Regions from separate parts of the Homo sapiens genome. Here region 1 is linked to region 2. A link is a loop called in an ENCODE intact Hi-C map of the cell type or tissue named here. Cell type or tissue: transverse colon. All regions are shown on one strand. Each heading gives the region's core, and the rest is flanking DNA. Links, peaks and the distances in the headings are about the cores only.

Region 1 (5,372 bases), core at 100-5,099, 69 kb before region 2:
TCGGCTGCCCAAAGTTTTGAGATTACAGATGTGAGTACTGCCCCCACCCTTCTGGGGTTTTATTGTAAGTATATGTTTAACTTTATAAGAAACTGTGAGACTGTAATCCAAAGTGCCTGCACCATTTTGTATTCCCATCAGCAATGCATCAGAGTTCTAGCTGCTCTGCATCTCCATCAGCACTTGGTATTGTTGGCTTTCCGTTCCCATTTTAGTCATTTTTTTTTTTTTTTTTTGAGACAGGGTTTCGCTCTTGTTGCCCAGGCTGGAGTGCAATGGCATGATCTCGGCTCACCACAACCTCTGCCTCCTGGGTTCAAGTGATTCTCCTGCCTCAGCCTCCCAAGTAGCTGGGAGTACAGGCATGCGCCATGATGCCCTGCTAATTTTGTATTTTTAGCAGAGATGGGGTTTCTCCATGTTGGTCAGGTCAGTCTCGAACTCCTGACCTCAGATGATCTGCCCACCTCAGCTTCCCAAAGTGCTGGGATTATAGGCGTGAGCCACCACGCCTGGCCCCAGTTTAGTCATTCTAGTAAATGTGTAGTGGTATTTCATTATTATCTTAATTTGCATTTCCCTAATGACTAATGGTGAGCCTCTTTGCAAGTGCTTATTTGTCATTCAAACATTTTCTTTGGTGAAGTGTCTGTTCAAGTCTTTTGACCATTTAAAAATTGGATTGTTTGTTTTTGTATTACTGATTTTTACAAGCTCTTTATATATGTTTGATACAACTTATATATCGGATATACGACTTGTAAATATTTCTCAATATGTGGCTTTTTTTATCCTCTTAACAATGTCTTTTGAAGGACAGAAGTTTTTAATTTCAATAAAGTCCATCAATTTCATTTTATTTTTTTGAGACAAAATCTCACTCTGTTGCCCAGGCTGTAATGCAGTGGCACAAATTTCGGCTCACTGCAACCTCTGCCTCCCAGGTTCAAGTGATTCTCGTGCCTCAGTCTCCCAAGTAGCTAGGACTACAGGCATGCGCCACCATGCCTGGCTAATTTTTAGTATTTTTAGTAGAGGTGAGGTTTCACCATGTTGGCCAGGCTGGTCTCAAACTCCTGACCTCAAATGATTCACCTGCCTTGGCTTCCCAAAGTGCTGAGATTATAGGTGTTAGCCACCACGCCTGGCCCAATTTATCAATTTCAGAAAACAGATTGTGATTTTGGTATTATGTCTAACAACTCCTCACCTAGGAGATCTGAACTTTTGACGTGGTTCTACCACTGACTGGCAGTGTGATTTTGAGCAAGCGACTCTCTAGACTTCTTTTTCTCCAGCTTACAAAGACAGAGCTGGAATACAGGTCTCTAAAAACCTGTCCAACTCTGCTATTTTAAGTTTAAATAGCATCCTAAGAATAATCATTTTAAAGACCCTATAATAACTATACTTCCCATTTTATGAATATTTAACAATGACCAGGCATAGCGGCCCCGGGCTTTAGTGCATTATCTCTTCATTCTCACATCTTCTCCCAGGAGTAAGTACTATTATTATTCCCATTTCGCAGTGGAAGACACAGAGGTCGCTTGTCTAAGGGCACTTACTGTTCAGAGCAGAGCTAGGATTCAAACACTGGCAATCTAAGTGGTGGTGGCGTTGATGACAGTGGTGTGATCATAGGTGAAGGGTACCATTTGAACTGGCTGATTAGTTTGAGAAGGGTGGGGATGAGCAGAGGGTGGGAAGATACGCCCCCCTCCTCGTGAGAAGGAAGGCGGGGCGGACGGACAGGGGCGGGGATTTGCTGGCCGAAATTTACAGCCCTTAAGTTCGTAAAATTCTTGCTCCCCACTGTTTGTCACTGGGGCCCTTCCCAACTCCCTCCCTTGGTGGCTTCAAAAGGACCCAGCTGAGCCCTTAGTACCAAAGTGTGGGGGAAGTTGTGGGAGCTGAGTGGGAAACCGGATGGGCTCTCTGTGCCTGAAGGCCAGGCCGTGCCTTGCGCATGTGTGTGTGTACGTGTGTGCGTTCTCGGACTGTGTGTACACGCGGGTGTGTGGCCCGTCCGCGGCTCGGCCCTTCTGTGAGGGCGCTGCTCTCCAGCGTGGGGAGGCGGGGATGGCAAATCATAGTGACAGTGTCTGTGCCTGGGGCGAGTGTGACTGAGATTGGCGTGCCTGTGTGTGTCGCTAGAAATGTTCTATTTTATTAATTTAATACATTTCATTTTCATTTTTAAACAGTATTTATTTATTTTATTTATTTAACACATAGTCGTGTGCCAGGTGCTTGGAATCCGGGGGATGGGGCACGCAGTCCAGGCTCTGTCCTCCCTCCAGGAGCTGACGGTGAGGGGATGGGGAGGATTGAGGGGAGAAACATTAAACAAATGAAGCCAGAAAACAAAACAAAACAAAAAACCCCAGGAACTTGCTGGGCGCGTGGGCGTGGGTATGGGCCCGGGAGTGTGTGCGCCCGGCAGGTGAAACGGGGATCGGAGCACCTGCTCTGCCCTGCGCCGTGGGCGCCCGGTGGTGGAGCAGGCAGCTGTGGGTTTTGCTTTGGTGAGGAACAAGGCCGAGCCTGGAACTCGTCTTGAACCCCGAGGGACTGGGTCCCAGGCTCAGGGTCCACTCGCCCAGTGACAGCTCCTCCACGGGGGACGCAGCGTGGCCAGCTGCCGTGGCTGAGCCGGTCCCGTCCCTCACAGAAGGGATTTATTTCCTGGCTCCCCCGGCTCTCTGGAAGCCTCCAAACCATGCTAATGGGCAGAGGGAGACTGCCGTGTCGAAGTTACGGATGCGAAGGTCCGGCCCGCGGCGGCGGGGGTTGGGGTTGGGGCTCGTCCCGCGTGCTGCAGGGAGGGAGTCGGGGCAGGGCTGAGGCTGGCACTCGGGGCTCTGGAGTCCTTCACCCCAGGACGGCAGGGTGCGACATTCTCCCACTGGACCAGCAGGTGACGCTGGAGGCCAGGGCTACGCAGGCCCGGGCGCTTTGGGTTCTGGGGAAAGAGGACAAACATCGCAGTTGCACTTAGGCGTCTCGCCGTGCTCAGGACCATGTGCTCGGGCCTTTCACGATGAAGTTGTTCAACCCTCCCATGGTCTTGTTTATTATCCCATAACTTAGGCTTAGAGATGATTTTTTTTTTTTTTTCTTTGGAGACGGACTCTCGCTCTGTCGCCAGGCTGGAGTGCAGTGGCGGGATCTCTGCTCACTGCAACCTCCGCCTCCCGGGTTCAAGCGATTCTCCTGCCTCAGCCTCCCAAATAGCTGGGACTACAGGCGCCCGCCACCATGCCGAGCTAATTTTTGTATTTTTAGTAGAGATGGGGTTTCACCATGTTAGCCAAAATGGTCTCTATCTCTTGACCTTGTGATCCCCCGACCTCGGCCTCCCAAAGTGCTGGGATTACAGGCGTGAGCCACTGCACTCGGCCGTAAGTAGCTTTCTTATGGTCACCCAGTTTGTGTGTGGCAGGAACATGGCCCAAGCCCAGTTCAGAGTGCGCGAAACAGGGCTCTTGCTGCAGGGAAGGGGAAGAAGGGCTGAGGGTTGGCCCGGTCTCCCTGAGAGTGTTCTGGAGGCATGCTAGGAGGGGTCTCTGACCCTGCTTGGTAGGAGCTGAGGGCAGACCTGCACCTGCTGCCGCAGGTGGTGCTGGCAGGACCAGCAGGGGTCTGAAGCCAGCCCAAGGCTCCTCCATTTCGGGCCTCCCTGGTCTTCAGCATAACCCACCTGGGAGTCTTGGGCTTGGGGAGGAGAGGAGGTGCCCTGCTGCTCCCAGCCCTCCACAGCCAGACCGTCTGTTGTCTTCTCATGATCTTGTAGTTCCTTGCCCTGGCAGGTGTACCTGATTACCAATGTCCCAGCCCAGCTCCTCTGGGAAGCCTTCCCTTCCACCGGAGGGGCAGGTCAAGCAGCCATCTCTGTAACAAGTTTTCTGAGGGTTCTAACACAGGCAGGCAGGGAACCACCTTGTCCAAACCAGCTCTGGGCTTGCAGCTGAAACCAGCAGTGTTGCTTCTCTTTCCAAACCCACCTACGCAATCTGCTCTCTCACAATAGGAAGAACATGGCTCCTTGGGCAGGGATCCTGGCTTAACCACCCTCTATCCCCCAACCCCAACCCTGGCCGAGAGCCCAGGAGGGTGGTTTCACAGATCTACCACCCTCATCCTTTCCTTCCACAAATTACTACTGAGCCCCCCTCTATGCACCAGGCTCTGTCTGAAGCGCTGAGGAGAGAATCTCAGCTCACTTCTTCATGGGAGAGGCAGATGAATAGCAGAAAATAGATATGAATGTCAGCCTCTGATTATAAAATTAAACAGGGAAAAATGAGAGTGGCACAGTGGGGTGGGTAGGGGAAGACCTTAGAAATGTGGCCAGGGAAGGCATCTCTGGGATGTGACGTTTGAGAAGAGACCTGCAGGAGGTGCCTTTTGAAGATCTGGGAAGGAGTTTCCAGGCACAGGAAGAGCCAGTGCCAAAGTCTCAGGGCAAGAGCAAATGAGGAGGGAAGGGGTCTGAAAGGGAAGGAAGGCAGGCAGGCGAAGCTGGAGCACCCCACAGCCAGGGCTGAGATCAAAGAGGAGGGCAGGGCCCGATGGGTGGGGCAAGGTCTGGGTTTCATTTTAGACGCAGAGGCAGCCCCCTGAAGGGTTCTAAGTAGGAGAGTGAGGTATTCTCATTTAGTTTTAATCTCTCTGGCTGCCAGTGAGTCCCTCCCTAAAGTTCCCCTTCCTCCCTCCCCAGCAATCTAATCCACAGATGAGAACCCGGGAGCATAACTGGTAGCCGGGGCTGCTGACCCTGGCCCAGGGTCTGCAGGGTTAATCCCGGGGGCCTGGAGCAGCCCCTGATTAGCAGGCCCTGCCACTCCCTGCTGATAAACTCCCAGGCAGGAAGAGGCAGGACTCATCCGGTAGGAAAGTGGAGAAACCAAAGCTGGTGAGGAGGGGAGCTCCAGGAGCACCTTAGGAGGGCTCTCTTCCCCTTTTGGAGGTGGTGAGTTCCCTAGGTGAAAGCCCTCTGGTTTTATCCCTCATTTGGCATTTTCATAGCCACTCTTACAGTCAGGGCCTGGTGTGGATTTTATGGGCCCCTGTTTAAGGAAGAGAAAACAAAATTAGGTGCAGGGCTTTAGAAGAGCCATGTGTACATGAGGTCCCCTGAGACCTAAGCTTCACTAGCTCCATGGTAAGTGTCCATCTCTAATTTTCCATCAGGGGAATAAGCCCTGTATACAGATGAGGAAGTTGAGGCTCTGAGAGCCTGAAAGGGATATAGAAAACAGAAGGGTTTCTGCTGGGATTTCTTATCCCCCAGCCCAGAACTCATTCTACCACCCAATCCATCTAAAAATCCAGTTGTGCCTTCTCCTTGCAGACCTGCTCCCACCACC
Region 2 (5,372 bases), core at 293-5,292:
AACAAGTTGCTGCTAAATAAACAAAGAATAAATTAAAATGAATAACATGCTACGAGGGATCGCTAACATATTCTCTGCTCTTATGCTGTGCCAGGTCCCGGGCACCTCTGCTATAGGTGTTATCTCATTTAATCTTCACAACACCCTCTGCCATGGCTACTATTTTTTCATTTCTGTTTTATAAATGAGGAAACTGACATTTAGGAAGTGAAGTAACTTGCCTAGAGCTACACAGTTAGGAAGTTGTATTAGTCTGCTAGGGCTGCCTTATTAAAATATCACAGACTGGGTGGCTTAAACAACAAAAATTAATTTTCTCACAGTTCTGGAAACTGGAAGTCTAAGATCAAGGTGTTGGCAATGCTGGTTTCTCCTGAAGCCTTTCTTTTTGGTTAGTAAAAAGAAATAATAACGAATACCTTCTCGCTGAGCCCTCACATAGCATTTTCTCTGTACATATACATACCTGGTGGCTTTGTGCGAAATTTCCTTTTCTTAAAAGGGCACCAGTCAGATTGGATTAGGATCCGCCCTAATGGCCTCATTTTAATTTAGTTACTTCTTTAAAAGCTCTTCCTCCAAATACAGTCACATTCTGAGATATTGGGAATTGGTGCTTCAATTTATGACTTTTGGGGAGTGGGCAGGACACAATTCAGCCCATACCAGAAGTGGAGTTGCTAAACCATAGGGAAATCTTGTTGAAGACTTTTATTCCGTTCAACCCGAGAAGTAGCATCTCATTCTCTCACGGGGCACTTAAGGGCTCACCTCTGGAAGATGGGGAACTGAACTTGGGTTCTCTGGTCTCCTCCCCAGTGCTTGGTAGCAACAGCATGGCCACCCAGGGCACCCCTCAGCCAGCGTGCCCACCTCCACTCTCCACACTGGCAGAGGACTTGCTGCCTGTGGTTGGAGGACGTGGATGAGGGAGTAGCTGGGAGGATGAACAGGGAATAATGACAACAGCTATTGTTTACTGACTCCTCCCCAAGTGTGCCAGCCACTCTGCCAATGTCACTTCCAATCTTCAGAGCAGTCCTATGAGGTAGGTATTACAGTTGCATCATCTGGGATTTTCTGATTGAAAATGACAGAAAAACCAACCAGGACTAATTTAAGCAAAACAAGGAATATATCAGCTATTGGTGCATAATCAACCACCCCAAAATGCAATGTTTAAAACAGTAAGTATTTATTCTCCAAAAATTAGCCGGGGGCGGTGGCATGAGCCTGTAGTCCTAGCTAGTCAGGAGGCTGAGGCAGGTAAATCGCTTGAATCAGGAGGCGAGGTTGCAGTGAGCCGAGATTGTGCCACTTCACTCCAGCCTGGGTGACAGAGCGAGACTCCATCTCAAAACAAAAAACAAAAACAGTTAAGTATTTATTCTTGGTCATGAATCTACAGCGAGCTGGGTGGTTCTTGTGGTTTCCCTGGGTTCAGCCTCTGTGGTCAGCTCTGCTGTTTTTGGCTGAACTCTCCCGTGCATTTCCAGCTAGCAGACTGTAGGTTGGTCCAGGATGGCCTTGGCTGGGACAACTGGGTCTCCACACCTCTGGCAAGCTAGCTCAGGCTTGTTCACAGGTCCAAGAGAGCCAACATAAGTGTGCAAAGCTCTTTGAAGGGCATGCTCAGAACTGGCCCTCCATCACTTCTGCCACCTTCTATTGGCCAAAGCAAATCACAACAGCAACCCAAATTTAGGGAGGAAGGAAATAAATCCCACCTTTTGATAAGAATTGCTGTAAAGCCATATTGCAAGAAGGCGGGAGAACACAGAGAGGATTGGAGAAAGGAGGCCTTTTTTGTGATTCATCTTCCACAGGGAATTTATTAGTCTGTGTATCTATCTGGAAAGGCAAAAGAATCTGGCTTCTGGTACAGCTTAATGCAGACACTCAAATAATATTGCCATCTCCTGGCATGGCTCTGCTCCGTGGGTTGCTGTGTTCTCAAAAATGCCCATTCCTGAACCAGTCACTGTGGGAGGGAGCAGGTAGTGTGAGGGAAGTGCTCAGTACCTTAGTCCCTGAGCCAAGGATAAGCTTACCCCCAACTCATATAGGATGAGAGCAGGAGAGGAAGGGACCTCGACAGGAAACTAGGGATACCAGGTGGAAGGTGGAAGGCTGCTGGGCAAAGCATGGATGTCTGCTACAATTGTTACTTCTACTTTACAGAGGAGAAAACCATGGCTGGGAGAGTTAAGTGCCTTGAGCGAGGTGATTCAGTGTTGGAAAAGGGCATTAATCCATGTCTGTGTCACCCTCCTTGGAGCCTGCACACTTTCCACAACTCCTGGCTGCCTCTGGATCCAGAGAGAGAAGAACATTCATTACACAGGCTGCTTGCTAACTCCCCTCGCCAACTTTGGGTCATCTCCCTGCTCTGACCTCAGAAGGCAGCATCCAAGATGAGGAAGGGGCTCGAAGCCACGTCACTTGGGGAACTGCTGAGGCACTGGGGCTGGATGGTTTGGAGAAGACTCAGGGGGCTGAGAGCTGCCCCAGCATCTGAGCAGCTTCCTAAGAGCCCACACAGCTGCCAAGGGCAGAACTGGGGCCAAGGAAAACAAATGGACCGTAAGGACCCTCTCAGGGTGGAGGGGGTAAGAGGGGAAGGGTAACTGGGAGAAAGAAGAGGAAGGAGGGAATGAGGAGGGGAGGGACAAGCAGGGGCCCACTGGGTACCCTCGAACTTGCCCAGATGATTTCCAGGGGATCTTGTGCACCAGATCCACAAGGTCAACTGTGTGATGCGGGATTTTCAGACAGTGACTTGGCCAAGTCACAAAACCCAGACAGGAATCGCCTCCCCCTCATCCTCCCTCGCCATTCCAGGAGGCATCTCCTAAGTTCCAACCCAAATGGCCTCTGTTGGAGCCCCAGCGACAAGAAAGGAGAGTGGCAAGACCACAGCCTTTGCCTTGGTCAGAGCAGGGTTCGAGTGTCCTTCTCTGTCACTCCTCAGCTATGTAATAGGGAACAGGGTGCTTTACTTCCCTGAGTCTCTGATTCCTCCTCTGAAAATGGGAAAAACCCCAACCTCCCAGGGCTGTTGTGGGAACCCAGTGAGCTAACATGTGCCAAGTGCCTGCACTGAGTGCGAGCCCAGCACATCCTGAATATGGTGCATATGCAGCCCCTCAGGTTCCTACCCACCTCAGGCCCTGCACAGCGCCCCCCGCTGACTCAGAAATAGGTTCCAGGTGCCACAGACAGGAAACACGGGGCCCTGAGGGCTCCCTCCCCAGGCCCCTCTCAGCCTGCCCCTCTCTGTTCCTCCCCTCGCCTCCTGGTGCCCACCGACACACAGATCTCTTTCACCTCCAACTGCAAGAACCCGGCAGCTGATTTAGGAGTGCGCTCAGGGCCCAGAATGTAAACCGTTTCTCACCAGGAATGTGTAAACAACCCATAAAGCAAAGGATTTGGGGCCTGGTCACGTGGCCCAGCTGCCCATAAAACCAAAGCATTGATCTCCGCTCTCCAGCAAGCCTCTAAGCCACGGGAATGATGGAGGGGGTGCGTCTTGGAAACCTGTAATCTTCCACCATACATCTCAGGTGGCATGTTTGAAGTCCTAGGATGAGTTATTTATATTATTTTTGCAACATGTACTGAAAGGGCATTAGCCAAAACTCCTGGCAATGGGGCTTACAGGGGCCTGGCCACTTAAAAAAATAGGGCGGACCAACGGGTCCCCCTAGCAAGTAACTCATGAGGTGGATTTTCTTTGGGTAGCCAGATAATCAAAGCCAGATCATCTTGCCCAGACTTCCCCAAATCCGGGTTGTTCAAGGATCACCTTCCCAACTTCTGCCGTATTGGTGTACCGCTTGATCTGTTATTCACTTCATGCTTTTTATTTTAAATCGCTACTTTTTACTTGGCTTCATTCCAAACAATATCCACAAAATCACATGTTTGCTATCTTAGTTTTATTTTTTCTCTTATACGTTAAAATCTATTCATAATTTTAAATAACAAATATTCACCTTGTACCACGAAAAATCATCTAGCTTACACCAGTGAGCCATACTTCAGGAAACGCTGACCTAGTCAATCACACTCATTGTACAAATTAGGAAACCGAGGCCCATAGAAGAAGGATCTTATCCAATGTCACTCAGCTATTGAGGGGCAGACTGGGAGCAGAAGGGATTCAGAACAGCTACCTATTTATTAAGCATTTACTTGTGCATGTTTCCTGATTCACATAACAATGAGCTAGTGTCTGTCACTGTCCCAGTTTTGCAGATGAGAGAAGTGAAGCCCAGAGAGGTTAAGTGGTTTGTCCAAGGTCACACAGCTAGTCAGTGGCTGAACCAGCATTTTTTTTTTTTTAAATAGGAAGAAGTGAAAGTTGTTTTTATTATTCATATATTACCAAGCAGGCATCTGATGACCTGTGGAATTAGAAGTACCCAGCAGACATTTGCAAGGGGTAGGCACACAGGTCAGCAGATCTAAATGGCAGTGATCTTCCTTTAGATTCTTTTCTACTGAGGTGAACTGCTCAAAAGACAGGGATGCCTTTAGTCCAGGCTAACCACTGTAGCCTCTATTCAATTAACACAGGAAGAAAGACCCTCCTTCCTTCCACCACTGGGACTCAACAGTGTACATTTCCAATCTTAATAGAGCAAAGCCAGGCTTCTGCATTGATGACTGAGGTAGAGGGACAGGAGTGGTCCAGGGTTCTCAAAACACTGATGTTCTGTATTTTTCCAGACTTCCATACGATTGTCTGCCCCAGACTGTAGGAAATGCTGGTTCACTTGCTGAACAGAGTGTCTGTTCAGCAAATTAACCAACATTTTAACTTAGGTGTGCCTGACTTCAAAATCTGGTCGTTTCTGATTTATTTATTTATTTATTTATCTTTCAATAATTTTTGTTTTATACTTTATTTTTATTTATTTATTTTTAATGGGGACAGAGTCTTGCTCTACTGTGCAGGCTAGACTGCAGTGGCATGATCTCAGTTCATTGCAACTTCCCCCTCCCGGGCTCAAGCAATTCTCCTGCCTCAGCCTCCTGAGTAGCTGGGATTATAGGCACAGGTCATCATGCCTGGCTAATTTTTGCATTTTTAGTAGAGACAGGGTTTCGCCATGTTGACCAGGCTGGTCTGGAACTCCTGACCTCAAGTGATCCTCCTGCCTTGGTCTCCCAAAGTGCTAGGATTATGGATGTGGGCCGCTGTACCAGGCCTGATTGATTGATTGACTGATTGATTGATTTTTGAGATGGAGTCTCACCCTGTTGCCCAGGGTGGAGTGCTATGGTGTGATATCGTCTCACAGCAAACTCTGCCTCCTGGGTTCAAGCAATTCTCCTGTCTCAGCCTCCCAAGTAGCTGAGACTAC

Evidence for each region. A loop is a pair of places that touch in the nucleus more often than their neighbours do. Peaks named below come from ENCODE experiments on the same cell type or tissue, not always from the same donor. Only the 100,000 strongest peaks of a DNase experiment are listed, where the experiment ranks them.
Region 1: it touches region 2 in a loop (2.5-fold over the local background); 3 of 110 quality-filtered maps call a loop at or near these places.

The regions. Positions count from the first base shown.
Region 1 is chr5:154,608,069-154,613,440 of GRCh38, reverse strand. No RefSeq gene overlaps it. Among named protein-coding and RNA genes, the nearest start is that of MIR3141, 15 kb to the right of the region's middle. RefSeq lists an enhancer at 1,490-2,259 and a silencer at 2,661-2,710. In transverse colon, for the core only: a CTCF peak has its summit at 2,901 (motif pointing right); a DNase peak (open chromatin) is centred at 2,930; H3K4me3 peaks cover 1,227 bases; H3K27me3 peaks cover 5,000 bases.
Region 2 is chr5:154,539,687-154,545,058 of GRCh38, reverse strand. No RefSeq gene overlaps it. Among named protein-coding and RNA genes, the nearest start is that of MIR3141, 54 kb to the left of the region's middle. RefSeq lists enhancers at 3,256-3,550, 3,197-3,699. In transverse colon, for the core only: no CTCF peak of the experiment used is centred there; a DNase peak (open chromatin) is centred at 3,401; H3K27ac peaks cover 1,850 bases; H3K27me3 peaks cover 2,280 bases.